Regions from separate parts of the Homo sapiens genome. Here region 1 is linked to region 2. Evidence: chromatin loops called from intact Hi-C (ENCODE). Cell type or tissue: GM12878. All regions are shown on one strand. Links, peaks and the distances in the headings refer to the core of each region. The heading gives the core; the rest is flanking DNA.

Region 1 (16,167 bases), core at 8,521-11,020, 370 kb before region 2:
GTCATGGCATCAAGCAATGATTATGTGCCAGGGACTGTTTGCATGCATCACATAGATGTCACATTTCATCTCCACACAACATCCTTGCAAAACAGATTTTAAATCCCTGCTAACAGATGAGAAACTTGAAGTGCAGAGCAGTTCAGCAAATCACTCAATCTCAGCTGGCACACAGTGGAGCCCAGCTCACACCCAGGTCTGCACAATCTGAAAGCCCAGGTCTTTCAAGTACCCCCCACCCCCACTGTGCACTATCTTCATAAAGATGGATGAGACGGGACGTTATGCCCTAGGGGAGGGTCTTTAGATATCTGAATCTGAAAGCAAGTGATATCGGTGGTGACTGAAAGAGGTGCTAGGCCAAGAGAAAGCAGGTCAAGAGAAGGTGACATCTAAAGAAGACCTGAGTATCTGGAACTGGACCACCTTTGGACAAAGTGGCCTGGGCCTTCCTGGTCCTGAAGGGGATTTGCCTTCATGTGAGCCAGCCAGGGATTCATGGTGCCTCATAGTCTTGGCATGCACTGGTTGGTGGGCATCTTGGCAGAAATGGAATATTTACCTGAGATAAAAGAAGATAGATGTATTAGTTCATTATCACACTGCTATAAAGACATACCCAAGACTGGGTAATTTATAAAGGAAAAAGGTTTAATTGACTCATAGTTCCGCATGGCTGGGGAGGCCTCAGGAAACTTACAATCATAGTGGAAGGTGAGAGAGAAGCAAAGTCACATCTTACATGGTGGCAGGCAAGAGAGACAGCAAATGAGTGAAAGGGGAAGAGCCTCTTATGAAATCATCAGATCTCGTGAGAACTCACTCACTATCACCAGCGAGGCCCATGGGGAAACTGTCCCCATAATCCAATCACTCCCCACCAGGTTTCTCCCTAAACATGTGGTGATCCTATGGGGATTACAATTCAAGGTGAGATTTGGGTGGGGACACAGAGCCAAACCATATCAACAGAGAACTAAATGGGAAAGACCATCACATGACAAGGTGTCTAGAACATAGTAAGCAATCAACACTTGGTAGCTGCTATTTACTATTATTGTTGTTGTGGTGGTTGTTGTTGATGATGATGAGGCTCAAGACATGCTACCGCAATACATAGCACCTCAGCATTTAAGAAAACAGAAGCAGGAAGGTCTCTTTGACCTTTTCCTGCCATTCTCCCCTGAAGCAGGCCATGAAAGAATTCTCTGACCTTCCTCTGAAGTAGGTCCGAAGGCCCTCATTCCATGAGTGAGGAAAAGATATTACCTTCCCTTCCTCACATTGTTGTTGTGGGATGCTATTTCTGCACATGCTTAACAACCAGTCAGCAGTATGCTAGGAACATTCTCAGGCATAATTGTATATAAAATATTTCTGAAAATCCAAAGTCTGAGTAAGTCCAGCGAGGTGGCCAAACAAACCAGCCAAAGCCGCATAACTTATTATGAAGGCACATTCACCCCATGGTGTTTTACATCACTTTTATTTAGGTATCAGGATGATGTTAACAGGTGGTCAGTCACTGCTTATCCCTACTTGTCCCTCCTTACTGAGTTCTGATAGTTTAAAAATTGTGTTTCTAGATGGAGGGAGCCTCCCTGCCGAAAGAGTCTCCGCCTGGAATTGAAAGACCCACTCTGCTCCTCACTGATGTGCTCTCAGTCTCCTCATCTGTAAAATGGAGACAATCAAATCACACCTGTGCTGCCCACCTCAGGATCATTGCTGCGAGGACCGAGCAAGATGACGCGTGTGAAAGAGGGGCAAAACTGCCAAGTCCTCCACACATAGAAGTCATGCGGACTCTGCAGACGTCTCGCCATTCTATTCTAATTTGGGAGCTAATTCTTTATTAAAATTTTATTTTTATACCCTCCGTGTTTCCTCTAAATGCCTCAGATCCTCTGAGGAACCAGCTGGCATTTACTTCCATGTGTACCTCCATGAAAGCTTACATGGAACTTAAATGAAAAATTACATGCATATATCATTCATATGTAGATATACGTATGTATACACACACATAATTTTTACATACACATAAAATTTCTTCTCTGTACTAAATTTAAAGGACTACTCGTTAAAGCGGGTGAGACATTTGTACAATCAGTTTAAAAGATTTTTATTTAAAAACGGAAATTGCCCAAAGCAGACAACAGGAAATCATTCCTCACTGCAACTCAGATGGAGGAAGCCATCTAATTCTTGGGAATTTAGACACTCCTGTAGTAACGTAGCACAAAAATGGGCCTGGCTCAATCTGCTCTTCACATTTTGGTAATTTAAAAGGACATAACGGCATTTTATTTCAATGGTAATTGCAAACTCATGCAGAAAATGTAAATGCACATTTCATGATTAGCTTGCAGCATAAACTATGGCTTCTATTAATGTATTCCAATTTGTAATTCTTTTCACAGTATGAGATTTGAAAGCTGTGATTAAAATTAATTAGGTTAAGTAAAGTTTATCCCCCCTGAGCACTGCTATTGGGAACAAGCAAGAGGAAAACGCGAGCTACATCTGGCTCTGCAGGAAGCTGTGTCTTCACAAGAAGTCGGCTGACTTCTTTTCTCCCCACAGAGGTTGCATGCTGCTTATTTGGCATATCTCAACCACCATGTATCTCCTCAAGGAGCTAATTGAACCATTAAACTATTCTTTGCTGGCTCACAAAACCACATAGGCTGTGACTACATCATCTTCAAATAAGGACAGTAGGTGGATCCATCAATTGTTTAAATACAGTAAATCTTGGAGGGAAAAACACATACACCTAGTAAACCTGAGGTAGTGGTGGTTACCCCAAATCCAGTACCATAATTGCTATAGAAGAGGTGCCAAATGAGGGAACAATCATAAAGACAGTAACTAACACCAGTACAGGCCTCTCTGCTTTACACATAACTGTCTCAAACATTACCTCACTGGATCGCCTTAGCAATCCTGACAAGTTCTTATTATATAGTCCCATTTTACAGATGAAGGTGCTGATGTTAAGTGAGGAGCCCAGAATCAAAGGGCACTGGAGAGTAGACCAAGGTCTTTGGAGTTCCTGTCCTATGCTCCTTTGCGCTCACACACCACACTGGAGAAGTTTAAAATTCCCTAACAGTAGGTTTACAGACTATTGACCCTTAGGATCTTGAACCTATCACTTCAACACAACACCCAAATTTTGTGTATCAAGACCTTGGCACATTTTGGGGTAGAGCTGGTGTAACTGTTGCTATGTCAAGGAGAAAAGCACCCACAGAGAACAGGCCCATGTAAGCGTTGTTTGATATTCTTGGGGCAGTTGATTCAAGGGAAAAACCCACATTCCGAAACCAAAGGGTCTCCATAGATAAAGACTACTTCCCTGAAATTCAGAAATTAAAAAGAAATGCAAAGAACGTGTGCTTAGAAGCCAGAGAACATGGGGCCAGGGAAGCAGCATGTTAGAAAGAGGAGAACAAGTGGCTCCACATTTCAACCTCCCAGCCATTTACTGAGAGGTACACTTGGGGAATTAACTTCCATTTTTTTTCCTAGAGAAAACAGAAGGTTTAAGCCACTTCCTCCAAGTTATATTGGGAGTTGTCACTCAAAGGAGCCTTCGAACTCCTAGGCTGGTGCTCTTCACTCTATTTTGACTCTCACAAACTTTTCAGTGCTTTGTGGGGGGAATGATGAAATTAAATTAGGAAATTAGCATGCCAAGTTTTCAATAAAATATTCATCTTACTAAATTTTCATGAGGAAGATGCTAGTGCTTAGTGATTGACTGCACAGCTCGGACTACGGGATCCAGGACCCTTCCCAAAGCGAGCCGTACTTTTTTAAACCACTAGATGGCAGTACAAGCACAGCCTTCCAAGGACCCCTTAACGTTGCCTGCTCACAGCAGTGACGGGAGAGTTTTCCTACCCAGGCAGGGTGAGTCACCGCACAGCTCCAGGGTGTGGTGTCACTGTCAGTGTGTTTGGTAATCTGGAGTTTTCTCTGTGCTCTCCAGCCTCACCAGAGGCTGTGTAGTTTTGCTGGGGAGATACCTACTATGGGATCTTGAATATAGTCAATGAGAGAAGAGCTTAACTGGACTCCCCACTGTTTAAATACCAAGTCATTTCCATCCTTATGAATAAGCAGGGCCACTCGGATCCAGAAGGCGACACTCCAGATCTCCTCAACTACAGAAGCAACTCCCCAGGCTGCAAACACTCCAATCCCTTCCGCGTTGTGACCACCTGTAGAGTACGAGCTGTTAAAACGAAACCAGAGACTCAGAGGTAGGGATTTACTGGCAGCAAATTTCTTCCAAAACATGATGTTTAGCACGCATCTCAAAGCATCTTTTAGGATCATCCAGCCTGCTTGCCTCTAGAAAGGAGCACCCTGCACCAATGTTATTAATATTAGTTAATGCACATTGAACACACAGTAAGTGCTACATTATATACTTTATGTAGATTACCTCATTTAATCTCACAATGGCTATGAGAGGTAGGTGTTACGAATGGCCCTATTTTCAAACAAGAAGGCTGAATATTAGAAAGGTGAAGTGACTTGCCCAAGCCCCAGAATTTGAAATCAGGGCTCTCTAATTGAAAGTTAGAATTTGACTCGTGATATTAGTGTTTAGCACATTGTTTAACAGGGCATAGCATCTCACTTCTCCCATCTCTGCCACAGAAGGTTGCACACCCATGTTCTGGTTCAGAATTCTTTGGTGAGGTCAAGCAAGATGGCAGGAGGGAGAGCCTGAGCTGACCCTCCCTACCAGCCTGGGACCTGAATGCAGTTCCTACAGGCCTGGTTCAGCGGAGGTTCAGCTCAACAGCCCCATCCCTAGGGCCAAGGAGGCTTAGCAATCATCAGTTTTGTTCCTGACAAACAGAAGGCTGAGATGGCCCAGATGAAGCGGGGGGAGGGGTGGCTCAGCAACACACCCAGTACATATGCAGCGATTCCTGTGTGCTTGCCTCATCTTAGTGAGTGTCCTAGTCCATTTCGGCTGCTATAACAAAATACCTGAGACTGGGTAATTTATAAAGAAAAGGAATTTATTTCTCCCAGTTCTGGAGGTTAGGAAGTCCAAGATCAAGGTGCTGGCAGGTTCAGTGTCTGATGAAGGCTCATTCCTTCCTCATAGATGAGGCCATCTAGGTGTTGTCACCTGGTGGAAGAGCAACAGAGGAGTCTAAGCTGGCTCCTTCCAACCCTCTTACAAGGCACTAAACCCTTCATGAGGGTGGAGCCCTCACTACTTAAACACTTCCCAAAGGCCCCACCTCTTAAGACAATGCAGTGCAGATTAAGTTTCAACACATGAATTTGGGGGACATTCAGACTATAGCATGAGTTTTATCAAATGTCAACCCCTGTTTCTTCTTTGTGTCTCTGGATTGAAACTTTACTTAGCTCTTAGATTCATTTTGAAGATAACATAGTGCAAGATCGATTATCTTAATTCCACTCATGGAAACACAACCTGGAATTATAAATCTTCCTCTAGGTTTATTTCCCAAATGCTTGTTCATGATGATTCTTTCACTGGTCTGCATCAAAATGAGCACAAAAGAACAATGTGGTAAGTTTTTCATAAAGCTACTTTGAGATTTACAAGATAATTTCTTGTTTTGAGATTCTGTCCTTCCTATTTCTTCATGACTAAAATGTTTCTCTTAGGGAGGAATGGAAGTTGATTTATATCTAATGATGTCCCCTGGCAAGATAAAAACTTGGCAAGCCAATGGCTCTCTCCTGTTTTCGTTTTCTTTTTCTTTTTTTAAGGCAGGGTGTCATTTCGTTGCCCAAGCTGGAATGCCCAGAGTCTTGTTTTGTTGCCCACGCAGTGTGATCACGGCTCACTGCAGCCACAACCTCCAGGCTCAATCAATCCTCCCACCTCAGCCTCCCAAGAAGCTGGGCCTACAGGTGTGTGCCACCACACCTGGCTAATTTTTTCTTTTTTGTAGAGATGGGGTCTCACTATGACTGGTCTCGAATTGTACTCAAGCAATTATTCCACTTTAACCTCCCAAAGTGCTGGTATTACAGGCACTGGGCCTTCTTTTCCTTTTTAAAAAATTTTACAGATCAGAATCTGGGAATCGCAGCTCTGGGCAGTATTCAAACTTCGTTCACCTGAGCACCTAAGAGGTGTTTTATATACTGTCATCTAGTGGTCATCCTAGCTCACCCTCGCCAACTCTTCCCTTTGAGAACACAAATGGTAGGACTATGGAGCCCCGACGTGTGTGTGTGTGTGTGTGTGTGTGTGTGTGTGTGTGTGTGTGTACATTAAGATGCTGACAGCAGAGATGTGTTAGCGTAAAAAAATGCAGGTTTTGAAGATTGCGTAGAAATATTCAGAGTGAACAAACCTCTGGCACCAGACTCATGTGGGCCGAATTGAAAGCAGGTGCGTGGGATTAGCACTCTATTTTTTCCAACACACCTAGAGGGCAGTAGCACAGAGACATTCATGCTCAGGAGTGTTATCAGCTAATAGGACATGAAAAGTTCTAGAGGAAAAGCCTTCAAAACTGCAACCAAATATGTTCACAATTGAACAACAGAAAATACCCCTTCAAACGCTCAGAAGACCCGTCAACCTTTCAAAAATGGGTAAGTATATATTTCTTCAAGAGCCTGGCACCCTAGAGGCAGGAGGGGGGTGGTGCGGGTTTGCAAGTGTCAGGCAGTCCTTGCCTTTTGAGTATCCTCCATGTACACATGGCCTGTCCACTAGTGCTCCCACGTCCACCTCTGTCCTGCCCTCCAAGGCTGCTGCAGTCTCTGCAGCTGTCTCCCCTCGGTCTCCCATTGACATCCTCCTCCCAGCCAGCCGCTCCCCGTCCAGACAAAGGGGACTCCATTTCTCACTGTTAACTTTTTTTTTTTAGGTGGAGTCTCGTTCTGTCGCCCAGGCTGGTGTGCAGTGGCGTGATCTCAGCTCACTGCAACCTCTGCCTCCCAGCTTCAAGCAATTCTCCTGCCTCAGCCTCCTGAGTAGCTGGGATTACAGGCACCTGCCACCACACCCAGCTAATTTTTGTATTTTTAGTAAAGATAGGGTTTTGCCCCGTTGGCCAGGCTTGTCTTGAACTCCTGGCCTCAAGTGATCCAACCACCTCAGCCTCCCAAAGTGCTGGGATTACAGGCGTGAGCCACCACCCCCAGCCCACTTCTGACTGTTTAATAACAAAGCAGAGAGATGGCAAAAAGCCCCAAGGCTGGGGTATACAGGAAACTGGTGGTTGGCTCTTTAGAAGGCCTGCATGTGGACAGCCCTTCTGAAACCCAGAAGACCACATATAAAAGGAATTTCAACCATGTGGTGTTCTGTAATTCACCTGAGTCATCTTCAATTGAAACACAGAGAAGCAGTTTTTGGACCTTGGTGCACAAGCAGGCAGCATATAACTTGCTAGCAGTTATGTTCTGAAATGCCAAGTGTATTGCTACTATTTGAAATTTGAAACACATTCACACTTAAAACCAGTGAATGACAGTGCTTAGGTTCCCAGGCTAGCTCAGGAAATCCCTTTAAGCTTTTCTGTATTTCTGAACTTTGGTTCTGACCTCCTTCCAGCCACCTGAGCTTTCCCTATGCTGGGCAGAGGGTGGGGATGAGGAGGTTCTGCAGAAACTTAATTGTTAATTCTTTTAATGATTCTCCAGTACAGACCCTTAGCACATCAGAAAAAAAAAAAAAAACAGAAGTAAATAAATCTAAATATCATTAATCACATTTGCCAAGGGGATGTGTTCAAAGAATTCTTAGAGAAGGCAGCAGCCAACCGGTACAGAAAGAAATTCCAAGAGTGCAAACAGAATTGTTATGACGCCCTGGCTCTCCTGGGCTTCTGGACACCAGGATTTACTTTTACTTGTTTCAGTTTTCTCCTTGACTGTCTGCCAGTCAGACTGTATGCTCCAGGACAGCTCTGCACCCCTATGGGTGTGGCTCATAGTAGGTACACAATAAGCATCTAATGTACCGAACTGCCAAAACCAGACATAATCTATTCCTTTCATTCATTCTATTTACATTAATCAAGTGCCTACTATGAAGAAGGTTTGTGCCAAGTACTAGGATCAACAGTGAGCAAGGCAGATCAAGTCCATGCTTTCATAGCTTGTCTAGGCTGAATATTGAGTCCTCCAAAGATGTTTATATCTCAATCCCCAGAACCTCTGAATATGTTAGCTTACATGGCAAAAGGGATTTTGCAAGTGTGATTGGGTTAAGGATCTTGAGATGAGACAATTATCCTGGATTATCCAGGCAGGCCTGATGTAATCACAAAGATTCTTCTGAGAGGGAGGCAGGAATATGGGTTAGAGAGCTGAGGACCACGATCCAAGGAATACAGGCAGCCTGTAGCCCCTGGGAAAGGCCAGGACACAGATTCTCCTCTGGAGCCTCCAGAAGGAACACAGCCCTGCTAACACCTTGATTTTGACCCAGTAAAACTGATCTTGGAATTCCAACTTCCAGAACCGTAAGATAGTGAATTTGTGTGAACCATAAGATAGTGAATTTGTGTGTACTTAAAGTCACTGTGTTTATGGTAACTTGTTACGACAGCAATACGAAATGAATACAAGCTGAATGTAGCTTTAGTTTATGAAACATCTTGCCTCATGTTTAACAGACATTTAAAAAGTCCCTATACAATGTGATAATGGAAGAAATATAGAGTGCCATTAGCTCATTCACCTTATTATGGCTTCGCAGACTGGCTTAATAATTTATTCTTCTCTTTGCCAATCAGAGTACCTACCTATCTGAGGCTATACCTTCCTTGGGTAGCAGGAATCCTATTTGTAGCTTCCAGTGCCAGGGCCTGAGGCTGCAAATACTTATGGAAGTCATTGGGTAATGAATCCTTCACCATCGTGACAGTTTGTACTTAGGAGGAATGTTGTTCCTTAATTTTCAGTCAAGTTCAACTTGGTTTTCCAGTCATGGCACCTTTAAGAAATAGAGGGGAGCTCTTATTTGCATCCCCTTTTTCCAAAGGGGAAACTGAGGCAGCAATCTCAAGTTTCCTTCACCACCCAGTAGCAAGAATATGAGCTCAGCTCTTTGACACCTAAAACAAGGGTGTTCCTCTGGCCTCTACTTATTGTTTCCCAAGGTAATAAGGAGGCAAGAGAAAAGGATTACACTTATAGGAGGAAGGAGATTATCAGGGTACCAGAGGGAGAGGAGAGGAATTTAGGGGAAAAAAACTAATACGAAATAAGAGAGACCTCCGTTTTAAAACTTAAAACCTGGGGGAAAATTTGACAACTGGATGCATTTCATTTTGAAACTTACTTAACCCTAAAAGTCAAAATGAAACTCCAGGGGTGCAAACCCACAACAATCAAAATAAAAACAAGTTTTTACAAGCCTGCTGCAAAGCTAAATATAGATTTTCAGCTAGACCTACTCACCTCCAAGTTCATGACTTTGAACGATTTCAAACGTTATTTCAAAAAAGAATGTCAAACAAAAGAAAAGTAGTTTTATGTAGGAGGTGGAGGACAGGCTGTATAAATATGTGGGAGGTGGATCTCCAAACCGTCGTGATGTTTTCAAATACCATTTGTGGTCACTACACTGGTAATATTTTCTAACTGTGGTCAAAACAAGCTGACTAAAGGTTCATGTATTTGCTGCAGAAGGAAATGTTACTGTCATGTGCCACTGCCTTAGTGCACAGGTGCCTTCTGTCATCTCCTTTATGACCTGGTTTGCTGGTGCATTTGGATGGAACTCTCTTCATTCTGATATGATAAAAAGCAAAATTAAAATTGGAAACCAGGCTGTGCGCGGTGGCTCACACCTGTAATCCCAGCACTTTGGGAGGCTGAGACGGGCAGATCACCTGAGGTCAGGAGTTCGAGTCCAGTCTGGCCAATATGGTGAAACCCTGTCTCTACTAAAAGTACACACACACACACACACACACACACACACACACACACACAAAGAAGCTCAGTGTGGTATCAGGTGCCTGTAATCCCAGCTACTTACTCGGGAGGCTGAGGCAGGAGAACTGCTTGAACCTAGGAGGTGATGGTTGCAGTGAGCCGAGATCACACCACTGCACTCCAGCCTAGGTGACAGAGGAAGACTCCATCTCTAAAATAAAATAAAATAAAAAGGAAACCGAAGTCCTCTGACTTCAGCTGGGAACACTAGGGCCCTTTCCTTTTTCTACTCATCCCACAGCACCTCTGGGCTGAGCAGAAGGAAGAGGGAGGGTTCAGGACTGACAAAGATGAAGGCGTCTCTAAAACACCCTGTGCCCTTGTGCAATCTGTTCAGAATCACCCATGGCCTGAGGGTTACCCGGAACAATGGCCTCAGGTTCCTCGCCTTGTAGGGAGGGCTTTGAACCAGGGCATTTGAACTGCTGAGCAATTTCTTATTAAGGCATGAACAGAGTCAGCTGGGGTTTTAGGCTTTTATTTGTGGTGGGCTGTTTTCCTGCCACGGTTGTTGTGGTTTACCGTCTACCTGAGTGTTCAAAACTGCTTTGCAAAATCCAGTGACTTTGTTTCAGATCAGGCACCTCTCCTGTGCCTGCCCGGCCTTGGTTCCCCGTGATACGCCATTGTCCCATCTCTCGGGCCTCTGTGAGTTACCATCAGGAGAATCAGCTGGTGAACAAGCACTGGCATTCTCAGACCTTCAGCATAATGTGTGTTTCCAGGAATGACAATTTGGGGAAATCTAAGCTGGATCTCCAGACTGCTGTGCAAAAGATAATTTCACAAATTGGGCAACAAAAGCCAATCATCAAACCATGCAGTGCAAAAAGGAATTTTTTGTTTGCTTGTTTGGAGACAAGGTCTCACTTTGTCACCCAGGCTGAAGTGCAGCCCCAGCCTCCCAGGCTCAGGTGATCCTCCCACCTCCACCTCTCAACTAACTGGGACTACAGGGGTGAGCCAACACACCCAGCTAATTTTTGTATTTTTTGTAGAAATAGGGGTCTCCTTATGTTGCCCAGGCTGGTCTCAAACTCCTGGGCTCAACTGATCCTCCTGCCTCAGCCTCCTACAGTACTGGGATTATAAGCACGAGCCACCGTGCCTTGCCAAGAATTGTTAAATTAAAAGGCTTAACATTTTGCAAACCACTCCTAGAGATTTATGCTAAGGAAATGATCATAAATATGTAAAAAACATTGTATAGTCACAAGAGTGCCCACTAGGAGCTTGTCTATAATAACAAAAATGGAAAAAAAAAAACTCCTAAATAATCAATAGGCTATTGGTCAAATAAATGATGTTAACTGTATTATTGCCATAGTCAATAACTAGCATTTATTGAATGCTTACTATGTGCTAGGTGTTATTAATTGCTTTATGTGTATTATTATCACATTTAATCCTTAAAATACCCTGGGGAAATTACACTTAGAGTGTAAAGTACTCAGAGAAGTAAAGTTCCTTGTCCATGGACACAAAGCCAGGGTAGCAAGATAAACAACGGCTCCCCTCCCCCAAATCCATATCCACCCACAACCCAGAATGTGACCTTATTTGGAAATGGGGGTCTTTCCAGATATAACTTGTTAAAGATCTTGAGATGAAATCGCCCTAGATTTAGGGTGGGCCCTAAACTCAATGACTGGTGTCCTTATGTGACAAAGGAAAGAGCGACTAGAGAAACACAGAGACACAGGGTAGAAGTCCATGTGAAGATGGAAGAGAAATTGGAGTCACGTGCTTCCAAGCCAAGGAATGTAAAAGGTTGCCAGCAGTCATCGGAAGCCAGGAGACAGGCAGGGGACAGACTCACTCTCAGACGCTCCAATAAGAACCAACTCTGCCAGCACTTGGATCTTACACTTCTGGCCTCCTGAACTATGAGATTAAATTTCTGTTGTTTTAAGCCACCTGGTTTGTGGTAACTTGTTAGGGGAGCCACAGGAAACGAACACAGCTAGTGAGTGGTACACTCAGGATCTGAACCCAGAGTGACTCCAGAACCAGAGCTCTTCCACCCCACTATGCTGCCTCTAACAGCAGGGCTCAAGATTGCATGTACAATATCACATTTGTATAAGAAATGTGAATATATGCATGGAAAAGAAGTGGAAGAATAGACAGCAAAATGTTTATTTCTGGGTGGTGAGATTCCAGATGGATTTTAATTACCTTCTTTTGCTTATCTCCTTTTTCTTTTTTCAGCACTGAAGTGCAATACTTTTTATCGTGAGATACACTGAAGTATGTACGAGTAAAGCAGCATCGTGCTATAACTTACTTTGAAATCATTCAGACACAAAACTAATAATGTAGATACACATGGAGAGAAAATGATAGAGCAAATGGGGAAATCAACTGTTGGAGAACCTGGGTACAGAGCATGTGGGAATTCTTTGTATTATTTTTGCAGCTTTTCAGGAATTCTGAAATGAGTTCAAAATTTTAAAGTTACCAAATTTTTTTTTTTAATTTTGAGAGTCTTAACATGAAAGGAGTCCACAATTGAAACAGAAATGACTTTATAAACATAAATACCAAGAGGACTGCCAAGAATTAGAAAAGTTTGAGGGACAAAAGAGAATATTTGTGTTATAGCAAAAATAACTTTCAAAGGAAAAAAAAATGCAGAGCATAAGAGAGAGACAAGGAAAGAGGTAACAGAACAAAACAATGCCCAAACGAAGTCCCTCGCTGTTGAATGACACAAAAGGCTGTGCAGCCTCGCTCAGCTCTCAAATATCATTCTTTGCACATACTTAAGACCCTATAACATAGGGTGAGGCCTGGACAAGAAGTCAGAAGATGAGGGTTCGCCTGACCTGCAGGAAGGGAAGAGAGGCCAAGATGATCTTTACAGTGTTTTCAAACTCTGACAGCAGCTTTAAGTCACTGGTTACTCATCCCCCCAGAGGGTGGTCATCAATAATTCTACAGGTGACATTTAAAAATAATATAGATAGAGACAAGCCAGAAGAAGGTTTTGTGGTCGTTAGAAAATGTTAAAGTATTAACAAGCTACTCGATATTTTTATTTTAGTAGGACAGAGATTCTAATTATGTGCCAATTTTAAAGCTCACTTCCAACCAACATGTCTCGTTTACCATCTGGGCAAATACAGGGAACAGTATGTCCATAATTTGGACTTATCTAAAAGGGGAAAAAGTCACATTACTAAATGGCATTATTTCAGATGGCCCATTTCTCTATCACGGATTTCTATAAAAATCTGTGGCCATTACAAAAACTAACCTAATGTTATTGGCATCATTTGACTTGTGTACAAGATATTGTGCAATGGAGCTAGTTCTCATCCATTTGAAGGAACTGCTTGTTCCTTTCATTCCAAGTTGGTAAGGGCCAGGGCTGGGGCTAATGGGCCTTGGGAGTAGTCCCACTCTCACTCTCAAACAGCAGAGATAAATATATGGTTTGGCAAAAGCAGACTGAATATATTATGTGCACTTAGTTGAGTCAAAGAACAATAGGTCCATTTTTATTCTACTCCCAAGTTGTTTCACGTTCAGCATTCCTTCATCACAAAGGTTTGCTAATTGTTCCAATTTGCAGTGCCAAGTAATTTGTGCCTGGTAATTCCATAAACGTTGGCATTTCTGGGTTCCTACAAAGCAATCCTACTTCACAATGCCTCCAAGTAGCCATTTGTAGGGAAATGGTCCCCCAAAGAGCACAGGTAGCGTCCGCATCCTGTCCTGTCATCACGTGTGAGTATTCTGTGTGTCCCTGGAGATACGGCAAGTAGCACAATGATGTATCGGCTGCACAGGATGCCACCCACAGACCCTCCAAATAGAATGACCAGCCAGGGGAAGGGTGTCTGGGCGGGAGGTTTGTTGTGTGTATATGTATTTTTTCCTGATGTATTTAAAACTGGTTTGAAGTACAAATGGGAAGATTTCTTTTTAGCCTGACTTCTTATGGAAAGAAAAGCGGTGTCTTGTTAAGATTCCAGGCCACCAGCCCCAAACCCACTTCAAGCTCTTTTGAACCCTTTTCTTCTGGTTTTATTAACACTTTCTGCTTGGAGCCATCATCATGAGGTACAAAGAGTTTCCCTTTAAGCCACCAACCCTTCTTTTCAAAGTAAAATCTCCTCCCAAAGCCTGTAGTGGTCATGGCATTTTGGATTTTTGTTCTTATTATGTGTGTTACAGCAAAAGCACTTACAAACTTATGCATAATGCACGACCTACTGATCATAATGAACTCTGGGTCTAAGAGCAGTTTTTAAATCATTTAGGTCAGCCAACCTTAACAGATAAATATCTGTGGACCTGGTGACATGATTAAGATGCCTTCATCCAGCTTGGGCCACTAGACCCATAGTCCTGCAGAGAAAGGACTGAAGCCATTTACTGATAAGCTTTTAGTGGATCTGATGATAAAGTTAAAACCTTGCTTCTGGGAATACACTGGAAACAGTGTTATCTTGTCAAAAATTACTAGTGTTTTCATGATTTTGGTTGAGACTGTGTTTTCATATTTGAACTCAGGGCACTTAGCCTACATACATTCTCTGGTCTGTGTTCCTCTAGTCCACTTATAAGGGAGGGAAGAACAAAGTTGTTGCATTTCTTTCTATACTTCCAGGACACAAGGATTACATACATTGTGTCTGATGAATTCCATTTTGTCCTAGAGTCAGAAAAATGGTTTTCTCTGAAGGTTTACACACTGAGTTCATTACGCTTGGGGCAAAGGTATCCTTTATAGCATTGGACCCCAACCTTTTTGGCACCAGGGACCAGTTTCATGGAAGATGATTTTTCCACATATGGGGTATGGGGAAGGAGATGGTTCCCAGATGAAAATCATCAACTTCAAATCATCAGGCATTAGATTCTCATAAGGAGTGTACAGCCTAGAGCCCTTGTATGCACAGTTCACAGTAGTGTTCTCACTCCTATGAGAAATGAATGCTGGTGCTGATCTGGCAGGAGGCAGTGCTCAGGAGGTAATGCTCACCCGCCACTCACCGCCATTACGGCCCGGGGTTGGGGACCCCTGTCGTACAGGGTTACTTATCTCTGAGACAGTGATTCTTGAACCTGCAGTCAGTGCAATGGTCACCAAGCTAGCAAAAGCGCCTTGGTTCTAGGGAGATGACTCACAAACTCCAGTGTGCATAAGAATCACCCATCAGTGATAGAAGTAGTAAGAGTGTGGGCTCTGGATGGGGGTGGTGACTCATGCCTGTAATCCCAGAACATTGGGAGGCCAAGGTGGGAAGATCACTTGAGCCCACGATTTCAAGACCAGCCTGGACAACAAGTAAGACCCCATCTCTACAAAAAATTAAAAAAATTAAAATGTGGGCCCTAGAGCCCCTACCCCAGGTATTGGTTCTGTAGGCTGGGGGAGATTTGAATGTTTAACAAACACTCTGGGTAATTCTAATGCACATAGTTTGCAATGAGAAACACTGTTCTGCAAATTCTGATGGAGAATATTTAGACATGTGCTTTATGGTTTTCAGATTTTCCCTTCAAAATTGTATTATTTCAAATATTTTTCTTAATAAGAAACATTTAGGACATGAAAAGATAACCAACACCATTAGTCATTACAGTTATGAAATTGAATTGAATTATGCAATAGAAAACAGCAATAAAATACTACTACACACTCATTAGAATGGCTGTAATCAAAAAGACTGACAATACCAAACATAGAGGATGTGGAGGAACAGGAACTCTCACATATTACTGATGGGAATGTAAATGATAAAACCACTTTGGAAAGCAGTTTGGCAGTTTCTTAGAAAGTTAAGCATACACTTACATATTACCCAGTAATTGTACTCCTAGCTGTGTACCCACAAGAAATGAAAACATGTCTACACAAAAACTTGTACATAAATGTTCATATGAGCATTATTCATAATCGCTCTAAACTGAAAACAACCCAAATGTCCATCTACTGGTGAATGGATGTACAAAATGGGATATATCCACACAATGAAATATTATTCAGCATTGAAAGAATGAACTACCAATACATGGTACAACATGGATGAACCGCAAAAACATTATGCAAAATGAAATAAGCCTGACACAAAAGACTGTAGATCATATGATTCCATTTAGATAAAATTTCTAGAAAATACAAATCTATAGAACTAGAAAGCACATCAGTAGTTGCTTGGGGCTAAGAGGAAGGATCGA
Region 2 (16,167 bases), core at 4,908-7,407:
ATTGTATTTCAAATACAATGAATTCTATTTTTTTAAAGTTTTGTTTTAATTTCTAATATGGCACATATCAATAGCTATAACCCACATAATCAAGAACTCTTTGGAGATTTTATTAATTTTTAAGGTTGTAAAGGAGTCCTCAGACCAACATGTCTAAACACTGAGCTAATGAAAGTGGTTCATTTCAAGATGTATTATGGAGGCAGGGCAGATGGAAGTCTATATATTCTCTTTGATTCATCTTCAGATATTTGTCCCAAGCAGCTGTGATGAAAAAGACTGGAAAGAAGCAGGTTTGGAGGGAGGATGGAAACAATAATTGTTTTTTTGGCCATGTTATACTTGAGATGCATGTTGAATATACAAGTTCAGGTGCTGAGTAGGAAATTGGATATGGAAATTCAGGAAGAGGTCAGGGGCAACATATAATAAATTTGAGAGACTTCAGCATATAGGTGACAAAAACCACAGGCCTGGGAGTGAGTATAGTTAGAGGAAAGAGAAAGTCCGTGGATGGAGCTCCAAGATAACGCCAGCATTTAGATGGGGAGCAGAGGAGGAGGAGCAGAGGAGGACTCTGCAGAGGAGGGAGCCACAGGTGAAGCTGATGAGAAGCCAGGACAGTGTGGTGCCCCTGAAGCCACAAGAAGAAGTGGTTTCATGGAGGAAGTTGACGACTGAGTCAAGTGATGGTGAGAAGTCTTGTAAGATGAGAATAGAGAGTTGAGCATGGACTTGGCAAGACGGAGATCATCACTAACCTTCATAAAAGCAGTTTCTCTGGAGTGACAAAAAAAAATCTACAACAGGTTAAGGAAAGAAAGAGAAATGAGGAAATAATGGCAGCAAGTAAAGACAACTATTTTGAGGGTCTTCCTTCAGAACAGGGGCAGAGAAAGGGATTGGTTCTGGAGGAAGCGATGGCATCAAGAAGGGATTTAAGATATGCCAGTGGAAATGGTCCAGGAGAGAGAAATTGATGTCCCAGGGACAGTGAAGGTAAATTCAGAAACAGATTCTCTAAGTGAGAGAGAGGGGATGGGATCCAGAGCTCAAGAATAGTGATTGATTCCTGAGGAGGGGAAAGAGCAAACAGAAAGCCCAAGAATGGGGCAGGTCATCCCTCTGTCCTCAATAAAAAGGTTAACTGGGGAATAGCTAAAATTGAAGAAAGTTCCAGAGGATGTAAGACAAGAAGGGCGTAGATTCTGTATTTGGGTTGTTGGTTGGTTTTCACTATCTTAAGTCTAGAGCAATGATAGACATTCTCCACTGCCCCAACCATTTGGTTCTCTTCCTCTGGGCTGCAGTAAGCAAAGAGCCCACCTGATAACCAGCTTGTGAGGTAGCATCCTCTGTCTGATCTCAGGCTGATCTCAGGCTGTTTCCCAAGCTGGGAAGGAAGAAGGGAAGAATTAGACAGAAAGTGCTTTGTGATTTCTTTGGTAGTTCACTTTCAGTAGGAAGCCATGGAAGTGTAATGCAGCGTCCACTAATCTCTAACTAGATTCTTCTTGACCTCTCCTTATTATGTCAATTGGAAGAGGAGATGGCTCTGGAGTTAAAATGTCTCTTTTCGCCTTTTGAGACAATAGGGATTGACAGCTTGAGCAGGTAAGCTTAGTCAGGGCTGTATTCCATCCCAAGCACATGCTGTCCACCTTCCCAGGAGGGTATATTAAATATTATTATTACTAATGATAATTAATACCAATCATTCCCTTGAGATCTCAGGTTAGTGATACATAACTAAGTCTGTGTCATTTCAAGACATCTCCCAGGTGAGGGGGTGGTTTAAGAAACAAAAGGAAGTGAACTGTGTCTGGTTTCATTATGAGACTGGGACTTGTATCAGTCCTCACGCCCCATGGGCAAGACTCAGCGGAGAGCAAAAATCCTGAAATCTGTTTCATCATTTAACATCCTCTTGTCTTATATAGTTCTCAGTAGGAGAAATAAATAGATATGGTAAATATTTATTCAGAGTTTCCTCTTGGAATTTACCAAGCAGGATTTGACACAGCATACACACTGAGCCAATTCCTAAAGGGTATTGTTTACTGAGTTAGTTTTCACCCTGACTGCCCACTGCTTTGTAAGCCTTGTACAGTTCCATGATAAAAAGAAATTCCCTTGAGCACAGTTCTCTTTCATGTGCTCCTTTGCCACCGAGTGAATAGACAGAAGAAAGAAGAAGAAAACAAGGGACGAGACCCAAGTGAGTTGACATTTAGTAATAGGAATAAGTGCCAAGACCTGCAGTTGTATCCCACACCCCCACTAAAAAAAAAAAAAAAAAAATCACAAATAGAGAATGTGGGAAATAAAACACAATAGCAATATGTGAAGACTCCTTGGGGGTTTCATTTCTGTAAGCTCAATCCTAGCCAGAGATGTGATGTAGCTGCCCAAAGCATTAATGAAATCATGGTCTGCATTGTAGGACTAAGAAGGTGAAAGATAGTTCTATGTACTCTTCAGTAATAAAATTGTGCTTTATTTGAGATCACATTTGATAGATATATTGGCAAATGTATTGTTGGCTATAACATGGGGTGTTTTTTTTGTTTTGTTTTGTTTTTTTGTTTTTTTTTGAGACAGAGTCTTGCTCTGTCTCCAGGCTGGAATGTAGTGGCACGATCTCAGCTCACTGCAACCTCCGCTTCCTGGATTCAAGCAATTCTCCTGCCTCAGTCCCCCAAGTAGCTGGGACTACAGGCGCACGCCACCACACCCAGCTAATTTTTGTATTTTTAGTAGAGACGGGGTTTCATGATGTTGGCCAGGATGGTCTTGATCTCTTGACCTCGTGATCCACCCGCCTCGGCCTCCCAAAGTGCTGGGATTATGGGAGTGAGCCACCACACCCGGCCTATAATGTGATTTTAAATTGAAATGATGATTTTTAAATTTAGAACTTAAATATTTTTAAAGGACAGTGGCCCAAGACAGTGATAGAGAACCTGAAACCATGTCAAATAACATTTGAAGGAACTAGAAACAACTATCCAGCGAGAAGACTTGAGGAAAGAGAGGAGGCGGAGCCACCACTTACTCCCTACCATGTATGTAGGTGTTATCCTTCCTCTGGTTGCCCTGTAGGGCAAACCAGTGTTTTTAGGCTACAAGGAGGCAGATTGGCCTGAGAGAGAACTGTGTAATGATGTATGCAGTGATGTGGTACATAATAATTTTCCAAAATTGACTTGGCAGTACCTTTCTTCTCATTAGAGGTATTTAATCAGCGCCACCCACTTGGTGGTCAAGACTTTGATGACACATTGAACTAGCTGATCCCCAAAATGCCTGTCACCTCATAATAGCACAGTCATTCATTGCTTAACGATAGGATGCATTCTGAGAAGTACGTCATTAGGCAGTCTCATCATTGTGCAAACATCATAGAGTGTACCTAATGCAAACCTAGATGGTATAGCCTACTGCACAGCTAGGCTGTATGGTATAGTCTACTGCTCCTAGGCCACAAACCTGTACAGCATATTACTCTACAAAATACTATAAGCAGTTGTAATACAGTGGGAGGTATTTGTGTATCTAAACATAGAAAAGGTACAGTAAAAATATGATGTTAGAATCTATGGGACCACCATTATATATGCAGTCTATTATCAACTGAAATGTCATTATTCAGCACATTACTTTATTTACTTCATGGAAAGTGTAAGTTTGCTTTTCATTAACCATCTACTTGATTAAAATAATGAGCTATGAAGGCCAAATAAAAAGAGGTGGCCACTTTTCCAGAGCTACTTTTGGTACCTGAGGATAATTTTATGGAATAAATATCTTTGAATTGTTCTAGCTTTTTTGAAACTTCAGCTTTAAAATATGAAAAGGCCCTTTCTTAGCAGTCCTTGTCTCAAAGAGAAAAAGAAAAATGTATTGAATGCAGACTGAGGTCAGCAAACCCCTCTGCCCTGTTTCCTTCTTCCCTCTTCTGAAGCTCAGTTGCTTTAGAAAGGAGCTTTGGAGAGAACAGGAAACAAAGTTGATGCAAGAGGCTCACTAACTCTAAGAAAACTGTTGGTGCAATCTGTAGTTGTAATGTGGGATAAGTCTTAAATAATTACTTTGAAGCTTAGAACCCCAAATTTTAAAATTTAAGGTCTAAAAATTCAGTCTTTTAAAGCAGATTTTGGTGACTAAAACCAGGAAAATGGCCCCATCCTTCACTTTTCTTCTTGTTCATTTGGTTAGCAGTAGAATTGCCACCCCCATAAACAGATAAAAGTACTGAAAAACAGGAAGCAACATCAAATAGTTTTAAATTACTTTGGGAAACTCCTGAAAGTGGGTGTAATATGTGTGGGCCTTTAAAAAAGAATCATATTTATGCATTTGATATACAGCTACTTAATTATGTCTTACAGTTCAGCCTAATGTTCATTGGTATTTTTATTTTCCTGCCTATGTTTTGGTCCTTACTTGCCGTGTATAACTACTGCTGGTTTGTCTCCCACTGGTACACCAAGTTGTTCAACTAGCTGCTGATAAACACATTACAAAGTATGTATGGAATAAAGAAACCACAAGAGATGAAAGTGTTAGGTAATTATTTTTTGTAAAAATTATGGTTTGCTTAGTTGGCCTGTAGCAAGACCCTGATGTATTTGGCTGCAGCCAAACAGAGAAATATTTGGCTAAGCTGTCTTCAGCACAGTGTTCCCAAAACAAGTGAAGGAAACCTTTGTTGTGTGAGCACCTTGATATTCTGGAAATGCCTTGCAGCCACCTCCACTTTATCATCCAGAGGGTCAGTGAATGCAACATGGGGCTTGTGTAATGCATAACTGCACATCTGCAATCTGAAGCCTTCCCAGCCCTGATCCACATGGCTCTGGACAGGTCTGGCTGTAATATTTGTAGGGCTCCAGACAAAGGCACAATTGAAGCTCATATGCTGTATGCTTAAATATTAAAATTTATGAATCAGGCTAACAAACTGGTTGTATAAAATACATTCTGTCCTTCTGCCTTGATGTAATGACCTTTCGGAAGGCCAGATTTAAATTTAGAATTATCGGTCTCCTTAGAGTTCCAAATGGGAACATGGTAGTATGGGGGAAACCAGCATACACCTACCTGCTTCCTTCTTTCCTGCTCCTTCTCCTCCCACTCCCCCAGTCCCCCATCCTACAGGGGTCTTGAAACATGCACATGGACACCCCAGCCCACATGTCCAAGATACATGCATATCTCTGTAAATAGCTGCCCTTGGCCATTCTCTCACCCTTCAGGTGGTGTAGCCCACCAAAGGGAGGAAGGACCGAGGGAAAGGGCATACACTGACCCTGGGAGCTCACTTGGAACCATTTGGGTGGGAAATTCTGGAAGAGTTTAAGGGAGAGATCATAAGGCAAGATGGGGAACAATGCCTCCCTGGCCTAACTGAAGGAGAACAGAGTCCTTCCTTGCCTGGGTCTAGGGGCTGTGCTGTCTGTGGGCATTTAAATAAAATCTGCAGCATCTCCCATTTTTTCATGACAGCAGTTCTTTCTCTTCACACAGAAACCGCTCCTGCCTCAACTCCAAGGGCCAGAGCGAGTTGGCACACCCTCCAAGAGGAGCACCTCGCTTCTGGGCACAGCAGGAGCAGCCTCACTGTTGAGGTTTCAGTAAAGTATTTTGCCTGAAGTCCTCTTGTTGGTTCAGCCTCTCCTTCAAGCTTTGTTCCTGTTCCCTCTGAACACCCCACCTCTCCACACACACCTAGATCTCTAACTTGAGACCTGGACAAAGAAACTGCTCTTTTGGGGGATACATCACTCAGCCCTAATATTTGCCTTCTCCAGAATCAGTGATCTCAATAAAATTGTGAAGGATTGTAACATCTTTTTGGAAATAATATCAGGGGACCCTTGATACCTGCGGATTTTATTTGGTGCTGATTAAGGGTCAGTATGTCCCTGTGATGCATTTGGCCCCCTCTTTGCCACTTTGTCGGTCACTGACCAGGCCACTTCACTTCTCTACACTTCATTGTCTGCATCTACAAAAAGTGAACAATAATTCATGCCTGTTTCTATTTCAAATGGATGTTTTCAGGACAAATTTGTAAATACATATATGAAGAACAATCAAAATATCCAGTCAGTCCTTTTTCCAGTAGAACTTCATTTAACTCTCCAAGAGCTTTTGTATATTACCAAGAAATAGGATTCAGACTTCCCTAAGTTGACAGAAAAGCATGAAATCTGTTTCTAACAGATGTTCCCCATGATCCCCCAAACGTAAACATGTTTTCAAGATGATAGTGAGACAACCTGTTTACACAAGGAAGTACTTTAAAAAGCAAACAAAAAAGCATCACCCAGAGCAGTCATCGTGATCAAAGTGCCGTCAATTATTAGGGCGTAAAGGGAACTGATGACTCAACTTAGCACCACCGCGGTCTCCAGATTTCAGTTTCGTAACAGAGTTTCTTTTCAGGAATATTCTTCATTTACACACAAATCCGATTTTCTTTCTAAATTGTTTCTCGATTTTTGTCAAACCGAAATACCAGGATCTCTTCAAAAGATGACTCCGATAACCAGATAATGCTGAGATGAGCATCACACGGACACACTTCGCCATGGAGAGCAGGGTTGCTACTCCCTGGGATCTTGGTGCCTGGGAGGAGGGACAAGGTCTTCCACACAGCAGCTCCTGGCTCTCTCTGCTCCCACACCTCCCCAATTAGTCAGATGCAGCATAGAAACTCTCAGACTGCATGGTGGTAGAAAATAACTTTCTAAATCAATCAAAGTGTGATATTTTGATCCTTTCACATGCCTGGGTATTCTGGGCAAATGCATGCTCAAATCAGTGACTCATGGATCAAGATGCAAAGTAGGTCTCTGAATGCTGGCTAGAAATCAGTTTTTGAACCTGAAGCAAAATATAGTCTGGTAAAAAAAAAAAAAAAAAAAAAATATATATATATATATATATATATGTATTGTGTCAAATTTAGCAGTTTTTGTGCAAGGTAACTACCACTGCCCCTCAAAGTATTGTATATTAGGAGTCAGCCCTGAGTTGGAAAGAAGAAGTAGGTTAGCAGAGGTGTCTACATAAAAGCCCATAAGAAGTCCTAACTGAATGGAAGGTCCTTTTATTTTTATTATTATTATTATTATTATTATTATTATTATTATTATTATTATTATTTGAAATGGAGTTTCGCTCTTGTTGCCCAGGCCAGAGTGCAATGGCGCAATCTCGGCTCACTGTAACCTCTGCCTCCTCGGTTCAAGTGATTCTCCTGCCTCGTCCTCCCGAGTAGCTGGGATTACAGGCACCCGCCATCATGCCCAGCTAATTGTTTGTATTTTTAGTAGAGACAGGGTTTCACCATGTTGGCCAGGCTGGTCTTGAACTCCTGACCTCAAGTGATCCACCAGCCTTGGCCTCCCAAAGTGCTGGGATTACAGGCATGAGTCACCACGCCCAGCCCAGGAGGGCACTTTTTGAAAGGTTCATTCAAAACTCCTTTAGAATGTGGTTTTTCATTGAAACAAACCCTTTAGATTCCCTTTGAGAATGGCGAGGCCAGACCCTGTGGCATCCTCAATGAATGATACCCCTTTAAACAGACTTTAGGGATAGGCTGGAAACCTGACCTCTTTTTATAATACCACTTCTATGGAAAATAGATTCGTGTCTCACCATGTATCCTGGAGTCCCAGGAACTTTTCAAATCATTATATGGGCTGTCAGCAGCAGTAGGAATGCCACCAAGACCATAACCCAAAAGCAGGATCATTACCCAATGCCACAGGAAGGGGACAAATAATAGTATGAGCTCCTTATATTTATAGTGAAGTTTTAAGTCATGGGTTTTTGTGCCAGGATATTCCTGTGATTCAGAATACTTAAAAATACTTGACTGCAATTCATTAGAAGAAAAAATAAACCACACACGAAAAAACCTATTAGAATGAATAATAAGATCATCAGTTTTGCAGGATGAAAGTTCAGTCTACAAAAATCAATTTCTGTACCCTAGCAAGAAAAATGAAATTACAAAAACAATTCCATTTACATAGCATCAAAAATAATTAAATATTCAGGAATAAATTTAAGAAAAGAAGTGCAAGACTTGAACACTGAAAATTACAGAATACTATAGAAAGAAATTAAGGAAACATAAATAAATGGAAAGACATCCAATGTTCATAGATCAGAAGACTTGTTAAGATGGCAAAACTATCCAAACCTATATAGTCAACACAATCCCTATCAAAATTGCAGCATTTTTGCAGAAATTGACAGGCTGATTTTAAAATTCATATGGAAATGCAAGGGACCCAGAATAGCTAAAACAATCTTGCAAAAGAGGAACAAAATTGGAGGACTCACACTTCCTTTTTTCAAAACATCCTATAAGATAGTGTAGTCTTGAATACAGTACACGTATGCTCAAAGTTTTCAACAAGGGTTCCAGAACAATTTGATGAGGAAAGAACAGTCTTTTCAACATATAGTGCCAGGACAACAGGATATTCACACACAGAAGAATGAACTTGGACTTATACCTTACACCATATACAAAAATTAACTCAAAATGGATCACAAAAATAAATGCAAGCAAAAATTCTAAAACTCTTAGAAGAAAATATAGGGATACATTTTTGTGACCTTGCGTTAGGCAGTGGATTCTTAGATATAACACCACAAGTACAAAAGACAAAAGAAAAATTAGATAAATGGGACTTCATAAAATTAAAAACTTCATGCTTAAAGGAAACCATTAAGAAAGTGAAAAGATGGTCCACAGATGGGAGAAAATACTTACAAATCATGTATCTGACAAAGGATGTGTATCCAGAATATATAAAGAATTCTTACAGCTCAATGCTCAAAAGACAACCCAGACAAGTAATGGACAACTAAAATATGCATTTCTCAGAAAAAGATATACAAATGGCCAGTAAGTGAATGAAAAGATGTTCAGCATCATTGGTCATTAGGGAAATGCAAATCAAAATTATAGTGAGTTACCACTTTACCCCCACTAGGATGGTTAAAGTCTAAAAGACAGTAATAAGTGTTGGTGAGGATGTGGAGAAATTGGAACCCTTATACATTGCTGGTGGGATTGTCCTGCTACAGCCATTTTGGAAAACAGTTCCTCAAAATGTTAAATACAGAGTTACCATTTGTCCCAGTATATTAGTTAGGGTTCTGCAGAGAATAGAACCAATAGAGGGTGTGTGTGTGTGTGTGTGTGTCTGTGTGTGTGTGTGTGTGTGTGTGTCTGTGTGTGTGTGTGTAGAGAGAGAGAGGAAAGGGACAGATTTATTTTAAAGAATTGGCTTACATGATTGAGGAGACTAGCAAGTTCAAAATTTGCAGGGTAGGCCAGCAGGCTGTAGACCCAGAGAAGCATCGATGTTGCAGTTAGAGTCCAAAGGGAGTCTGCTGTCAGTATTCCTTCTTCCTGGGAGAGGTCAGCCTTTTTTCTTAAGGCCTTCAACTGATTGGATGAGGCCCACCTCATGAAGAGTAATCTGCTTTATTCAAAGACTACTGATGTAAATGTTAATCTCATCTAAAAAACACCTTTGTAACGACACCCAAACATGTTTGACCACAAGTCTTGGTATGGTGACTTAGCCAAATTAACACATAAAATTAACCATCCTACCTAGCGATTTCACTTCCAGGTATATATCCAAGTAAATTGAAAACATGTCCAAATATGTCTAACCATACAAAAATGTTCTTGGCAGCATTATTCATAATAGCTAAAATGTGGAAACAATCCAAATATCCATCAACTGATATAAATGGATAAACAGGATGTGGTAGATGAATATAATTGATTATTATGCAGCCATAAAAAGGGATGAAATATTGACATTTGCTACATCAAGTGTGAACCCTGAAAATATGGTAAAGTGAAAGAAGCTAGACACAAAAGGCCTCATAATAGATGATTCCATTTATACAAAATGTGTAGAATAGGAAAATCCACAGAGACAGAAAGTAGATTGGTGGTTGCCAAGGGTTGAAGGGGAAAGGAAATGAAGAGTAACTACTATGGGTGTAGGTTTTCTTTTTTGGATGATGGAAATGTTCTGATATTAGATAGTGGTGATGGTCGCACAACTCTGTGAATATACTAAAAAACATTGAATTGTATATTTTAAAGGTGTGAATTGTATGATATGCTGATTATATCTCAATAAACCTGTTAAAAAATGCCTAAGCCTCCAAACGTAAGTGGTCCTGGCCACCTAATAGAAAGCAGCAGGAGTTGCTTCTAAAATATAGAATGTATGCTGAATCCCATATGTGAAGAGTTAGAAGGGAATGAAATGATCATCACCATTTACTAGATACCTTCTGTGTTTCAGAAGCTGTGAACATATCAGCTCTCTTAGTCTTCCTTAAAAAACAAAAACAAAAAACATAGCCAGTTTTAAGGGCACACACCTGTAGTCCCAGCTACTCAGGAGGCTGAGGCCGGAGGATCGCTTGAGCCCAAGAGTTCGAGGATGCAGTGAGCTATGATCACGCCACTGTACTCCAGCCTGGGTGACAGAGCAAGACCCTGTCTAAAAAAAATAAAACAAAAGCATATGTTGGCTTTAATCTTCCTTGTTTGTTCACATCAGGAAACTGAGCCTTTGTTCAAATTGCTTGGCCAAAGTCAGCTATGTTGGGACTAGACCTGGGTCTCTCTGACTTTAGGCTTATTCCTAATTCACTGCCCCACACTTCTCCTGGAGGAGAAACCCTGTCCCGAACTGAACAGAGAGTGGCACGACCTGCCACTTAGAGAGGTGGGCAAAGTCTTCCCAAGAACAAAGGTATGAAGGCTGAAGTATGCTTTTGGAGAAAAAACAAAGGAATTAAGTGCAAACGGGAGGCCGTTGCTTTTATGATAAAGAAAAAAAAAACAGGTTTAATTTTTAAAACAAAAGTTCCACAAGGACCACAAGGAAAGTGACAGGAAGACAGAAGGGACCACAGGATCCAAGATTGCCAATTGAAAAGCAAAACCTAACACTGGGGTAGAGCCAGCATGTCATGGACCAGTAAGAGAAATGAACGTTCCCAGAGTAGCCAGCTGAATTGGGGAGAGGCCTAGCCGTGTTGACAGTCAGTTGGACCAGAAGCCACGTAGGGGTGTTCCGGAAGCTGAAACAAGTCGTTTCTCATCCAGAGACAAAAGTGGCCCCAGAAGAAGTTACCCTGGATGCTCCATGGATCAGGATCCAGTACAGGGGCTTGTAGACAAAGAGAAGTACTGGAGTTCTTTTACAAGAGATTTTAACCTGAGGTTTATGGATTCTTAGGGGGCCTACATCGTCTTCAAAGGGTCCTTGAGCTCTTGCTATCATGTGGAAATGTTTTGTGTCTATGCGTCTGGTTCTGGGGAGAGAGTCTTCAGGTTTTTAAAGAATCTATGTCAGGAAGAAGATATTTAAAAGTTATTTAAATGTTTCTCTTAAAGCGCTAGGCTAATTTTCTGGCTGTGTGATAGATTGTGTTAAATGGTCTGGCACTCCTAATTTTTGGAATAAAAATGAATTCTTAGTGAATGATCTCACAGCCTGCAGTGCTGTCTGATTCTGTCCTGGCATTTGATAGAACTTGTTAGGGGATTAGGTAAGACAGGATGTTGGTACATTTGAGGTCATTAAACCAAGAAGGGAAGGGTGGGGGTTGCGGGGGGGGCAAAGAAATCTTGCTAAATATATTGTGGAGCTGAACTAAATGCTGAATAGCTAAGGGACATTCTTTGTGTTCTGTGCCAAGACTTTAAAACCCTGTTTAGAAACAGACTAGAATGATGGAGACAGCTCCATCTAGATGCAGTGCATTGGTAAATGCCTGTCTTTCCAAGAAATACTATTTTACTTGTCCTTTTATGGAGGAGGCGTGGAAGGCTGTGATGTACTGGGTTGTATAACATTTTTGTAAGCGGATACAGCTAGTATAGAACCTAGAGAAACAATAAAAGCCGCCTTTTCACATGGTGTCTCACAGTTCCCGTTTCATTACTAGGAAAATAATGAATATGTCACAGAGAAGCTAATTCGTATGAAAGGTTTTTGTCAGCTGAAATGCATGCCCAAAAGTTTATTTTCTACCTGTCTTTTCTTTCTACTTCTTTTTTGTTTCCTTCACTCTTGTTTTGGATGTATAGTTTTAGAAAATACTCACTTTAAAAATGTATTGGATGGATAGTGGTGAAGGCTGTACAACGAAACAAATGTACTTGGTGCCACTGAACCGTATACTTAAAAATGATTAAAGTGGTAAATTGTACGTTTTGGATATTTTACCATAATTTTTAAAAAGTATATCGGCTAATACAGAAGGAAAACCCACTTACCCTTTGAGGCAAGAATTCCAAGTATCTTTATGTGGTAAATGCCACACCCTTTCCCACACGTGGTATGAATATGTAAGTCGTAGGGCAAAGTGTGTATGGGGTAGAAGTGCTCATTTAAGCATTGCATGGTCCCCACTCTGCCACTCACTGGCTATGGGACCTGGGACCCTATATCCCAAAGCAGATGTTAAGCCCTCCACAAATGCTGCCTTCTTCCTCCTCGGTCCATTACTCACATGTTGGTTTTTCAACAGTACAGTGAGACAGTGGGACTCAGTGATCTCCAAGGTCCCTTTCAGCTCTGCTGATCCATAGTTTAAACTCACTATTTTTAAAAAAAATCTATAGAACACTATGAAAATTCTCGTGGACAGATGTAGTCCACGGGCTTCCCATGTGGACACACAGCAGCTTTTGCTGCTTCTGACTTTCTCTCTCCTCTGTTCCACATTCTTTCTCTTCCCCAGCCTGCCAAGAGTCATCCATGAGCTTGGACCTGGGAAGAGAGGGCAGACAGGAGAAAGAAGTGAGGTGGCTCAGGACAGAAGGCTGGGAAAGAGCCTGGTGCTGGATGTCAGGCTGGACTAGGGATGCATGCAACAAGCCAGGAGTCAGCCCTGACAGTGCCACATGGTTATGGGTGTGATGGAACCCAAGGCCGTGGCCCCAGATTATCTGAAGGGTATGTGACCACAGGAGAAGTAAGCACGATTGATTTTTATACGAGGTGGATGGTGGTGGGAATGTAGAGATTAGATCCAGGGAGAGAAGCTGAGCTCATCGTGTGAGGAAGAGCCTCTGTTGGGGAAGAAGAGGCTATGTCAGGAGGTGCAGCAGGAGAAGAGGGCCAAGGGCCAAGTGCAGGTGTATGCTCAGTCTCCAGGCAGGGTTCAAGCTGAGAGCAGATGAACTCTGGCCTAGGACTCGAGGGCTGGCAAAGGCAGATCCCCAGGGCAATGTCTCTCCTCTGGTTCCTCTATGTGTACCTGTCACTGTACTCTGCAAACACTGATCTTCATTCATGTATTGGTGTAGCCATTCATTCAAGTTTGTGCCAGGCACTATTCCAAGTGTCAGGTATCAATGGTTAGCAAGAGAAGCTAGGTCCCTGCTGCTGTGGGTCTTACATGGACCAAGAGAGAAGATAGGTAATTATACAGTAAATAAACATGTGGATTTTGGTTATCCCTTGATGGAAACAAGCAGGGCAATGCCTAGCTGTTTGGGAGAGGACAGAGCACATTAAGGACAGTGTCTCTGCAAGTGACATATTTGAACTAGACCTAGTGAAGGAGAAGTAACCAGCATGGCTAAGGGTTGTGGGAGGGAATTCTAGGCAGAGAGAGAAGCAGGTGGCAAGGCCAGGCAAGGGCTTTGCATAGTCAAGGGACAGAAACGACACTGAAATATATAACAAGTAAGAAATTATGCTTCATGAACTATAACCATTTTAGCACTAAAACTCTTCATACAAATAGTTAAATTGCTGTGGGACCTGCAGCCTTGTCAGTTTACTTTCATGTTTTACTGGTGGCACATGGGAAAGTGGTCATGTTTCCTTCGCAGAAGAAGGATGTAGTCTCCCCACATTGTAGAGGAAGGCAGTGTTGTACAGGAAAGGAGGTAGCCTTGACAGGCCAGCTTGGATTCAGATTGCATGTTGTCCTGTCTCCAGCAGTATGACCTTAAGCAAAACACGTTGCCTCTCTGAGTCAGGGTTCTCTCATGTACCAGAGAGGCTAATAATTCCTGTAAAATTTCTAGCACAGTTCCTAGCAAATAGATATTTTCAGTAAATGGAGATGATGAAGGCGGCAGTGGTGGTGGTGGTGGAGATGATGATGATGATGATGGTGATGGTGATGATGTATCAATACAGGCTAGTATTCCAATTTTTATGTATAAAGTCTGCAGAAATCCAAGAATTATTTCAAATTATGTACTTTCAACACATTTCTATCACACTTTTTATTTTTCTGGCTTGTTAGTGGCAAGTAGTTCTGCCTGCACCATCCTTTTATGATAGAAGTGAAAATCTGATAACCTCTTTGTTGTATTTGGGAACTTAAACACCTTGAATGTCAAATAAGTGAATTTTCTAGCTTTGGTTCTTCAGCTAGAGTCCCAGAACCTGAAATGTTGAAGTGGAAACTTTCAGAGCTGTTTAATCTCAATTAATGTTCGCCATCCTGTCTGAAATAACTGCATCTCCCTCCCCACTTCTTTCTCTGTTGCAGCAAAAAAGCCCACTTTCTTTCATCACCTTTCCATGCCAGTAGAATAAAACACAAAAGCCACAAGATCTGTGGTTCAAAGGGGTTCTGCCTTATACAAGTGTCTGTTTAAATTCTGTTTGAAAGATAAGAGTTTAAAAAAAAAAAAAACTTCATCTCTGAATTTCCAAAAAATTAACAATTAACATCAATTGACCTCTTTCCTTTTGAACCCCTTCAGCCATAAAATGGCGTGCGACTACTCCACTTAGTGTTTCTGAATATAAATAAGGATTTCAGGGCCACTCTCAAGATGTTTGTTACCAAAGCTGTCATCAGATTTTCAGTAATATTTTTATATAGCCTGGAACCAGCTGAACGTTTGAGATTTGACCTTTTTAAAAAGAAGATAATGGTATCTAAATGCAATTTGTATTTTTAGAACTAAGTTTTGAAGTCTTATTTTGTTTTCTAACCATTGTATTAAATTGTCTTTCTACTCAATCCAGAGGGGAAAAAAGTGTGTGTGTGTGTGTGTATAGTTGTGGAAGAGTCACTTATTAGCCCTAAAAATCAAAAGTCTGACTTAGGGCAGGGGAACCAGAAGTGGCATGGTGAAGCTCGAAAGATTGGCTGACTGGTGTCATTCCCATTGAGATGCTGAACATGATCCCCTTGGGATGCTGAGCAAAATCAGATTGTTTTATTTGGTAAATTTTTTACCTCCAGTGATAATATTAATACAATGGAGAGAATTAGCTTAAAAATTCTGTATCCCAACATGCAGTGTCCCGTCCTTGAAGTTTAGGCAAACCTGGATTCAGTTCAAACCTGAATATCATGTTTTGTGTTTTTTCTGTCACTCCAGATCCCAATAAGGTAGGAAGAGGTGATTAGGATAGGAGAGAATTGACAACAGGAGGACATTGAGAGCAACACTGGAAATCAGATCATTAAACCACTTTTGTGTTTCTTAGAAATTATGTTCTTGGTATTAGATTTGTAATGTAAATAGAAATATTTTCACCTGTAGTTTCCTGGGGACAGGCAAATGGGGCTTTCCTCATCAAATCCCATTAAAGCCACTAAGAAAATCCTAGCTAAGAGTTGAGTTGGGATAAAGAATTCAATCAGCCTTACTTATACAAAAAGTACCTTCTAGAAAACCTGATCATTTCACAACTAATTGGTAAGAACACTCCCTTGCCCACCATTTGCAGCTGGAGACCCACTTGTACTTTTTCTACGGCTGTTGCTGTAATTGAATACCATTTACTTTTCTTAGCTTCAGAATGCGGTTCCTCGGACTTTTCTTTTTAAGTAAGGTTAAGATTATGCAAGAGGTAGTTACCTACAGATAATTTCCCATATCTGGGATATGTTACTTTACTTGTAAGAGAATGAATAGTAACCATTCAGATACCTCTTTTTAAACTTTCCCCCAACTTCTCTAACAGTAAATACGAAGAAATGAAAAAGCAGTGCTTTCATGCTTAGTGTAGCATTACCATATCTCCTCACCCACCTTTTCCTAAGAGCAGTCTGGTGAGCTACTTCAAGATTTTGTGAGGTCTTCGGAAATCAATCTAGCCGCAAAATGCC

What was found. A loop is a pair of places that touch in the nucleus more often than their neighbours do. Peaks named below come from ENCODE experiments on the same cell type or tissue, not always from the same donor. Only the 100,000 strongest peaks of a DNase experiment are listed, where the experiment ranks them.
Region 1: a loop joins it to region 2, with 3 times the contacts of the local background. A loop is called at or near these places in 20 of 110 quality-filtered maps.

Annotation. Positions count from the first base shown.
Region 1 is chr6:90,467,181-90,483,347 of GRCh38, reverse strand. No RefSeq gene overlaps it. Among named protein-coding and RNA genes, the nearest start is that of MAP3K7, 110 kb to the left of the region's middle. RefSeq lists a silencer at 3,751-3,860. In GM12878, for the core only: no CTCF peak of the experiment used is centred there; a DNase peak (open chromatin) is centred at 9,537.
Region 2 is chr6:90,093,798-90,109,964 of GRCh38, reverse strand. All of the region lies in intron 4 of BACH2 (BACH transcriptional regulator 2), which reads left to right. Among named protein-coding and RNA genes, the nearest start is that of BACH2, 190 kb to the left of the region's middle. In GM12878, for the core only: no CTCF peak of the experiment used is centred there; DNase peaks (open chromatin) are centred at 6,374 and 6,724.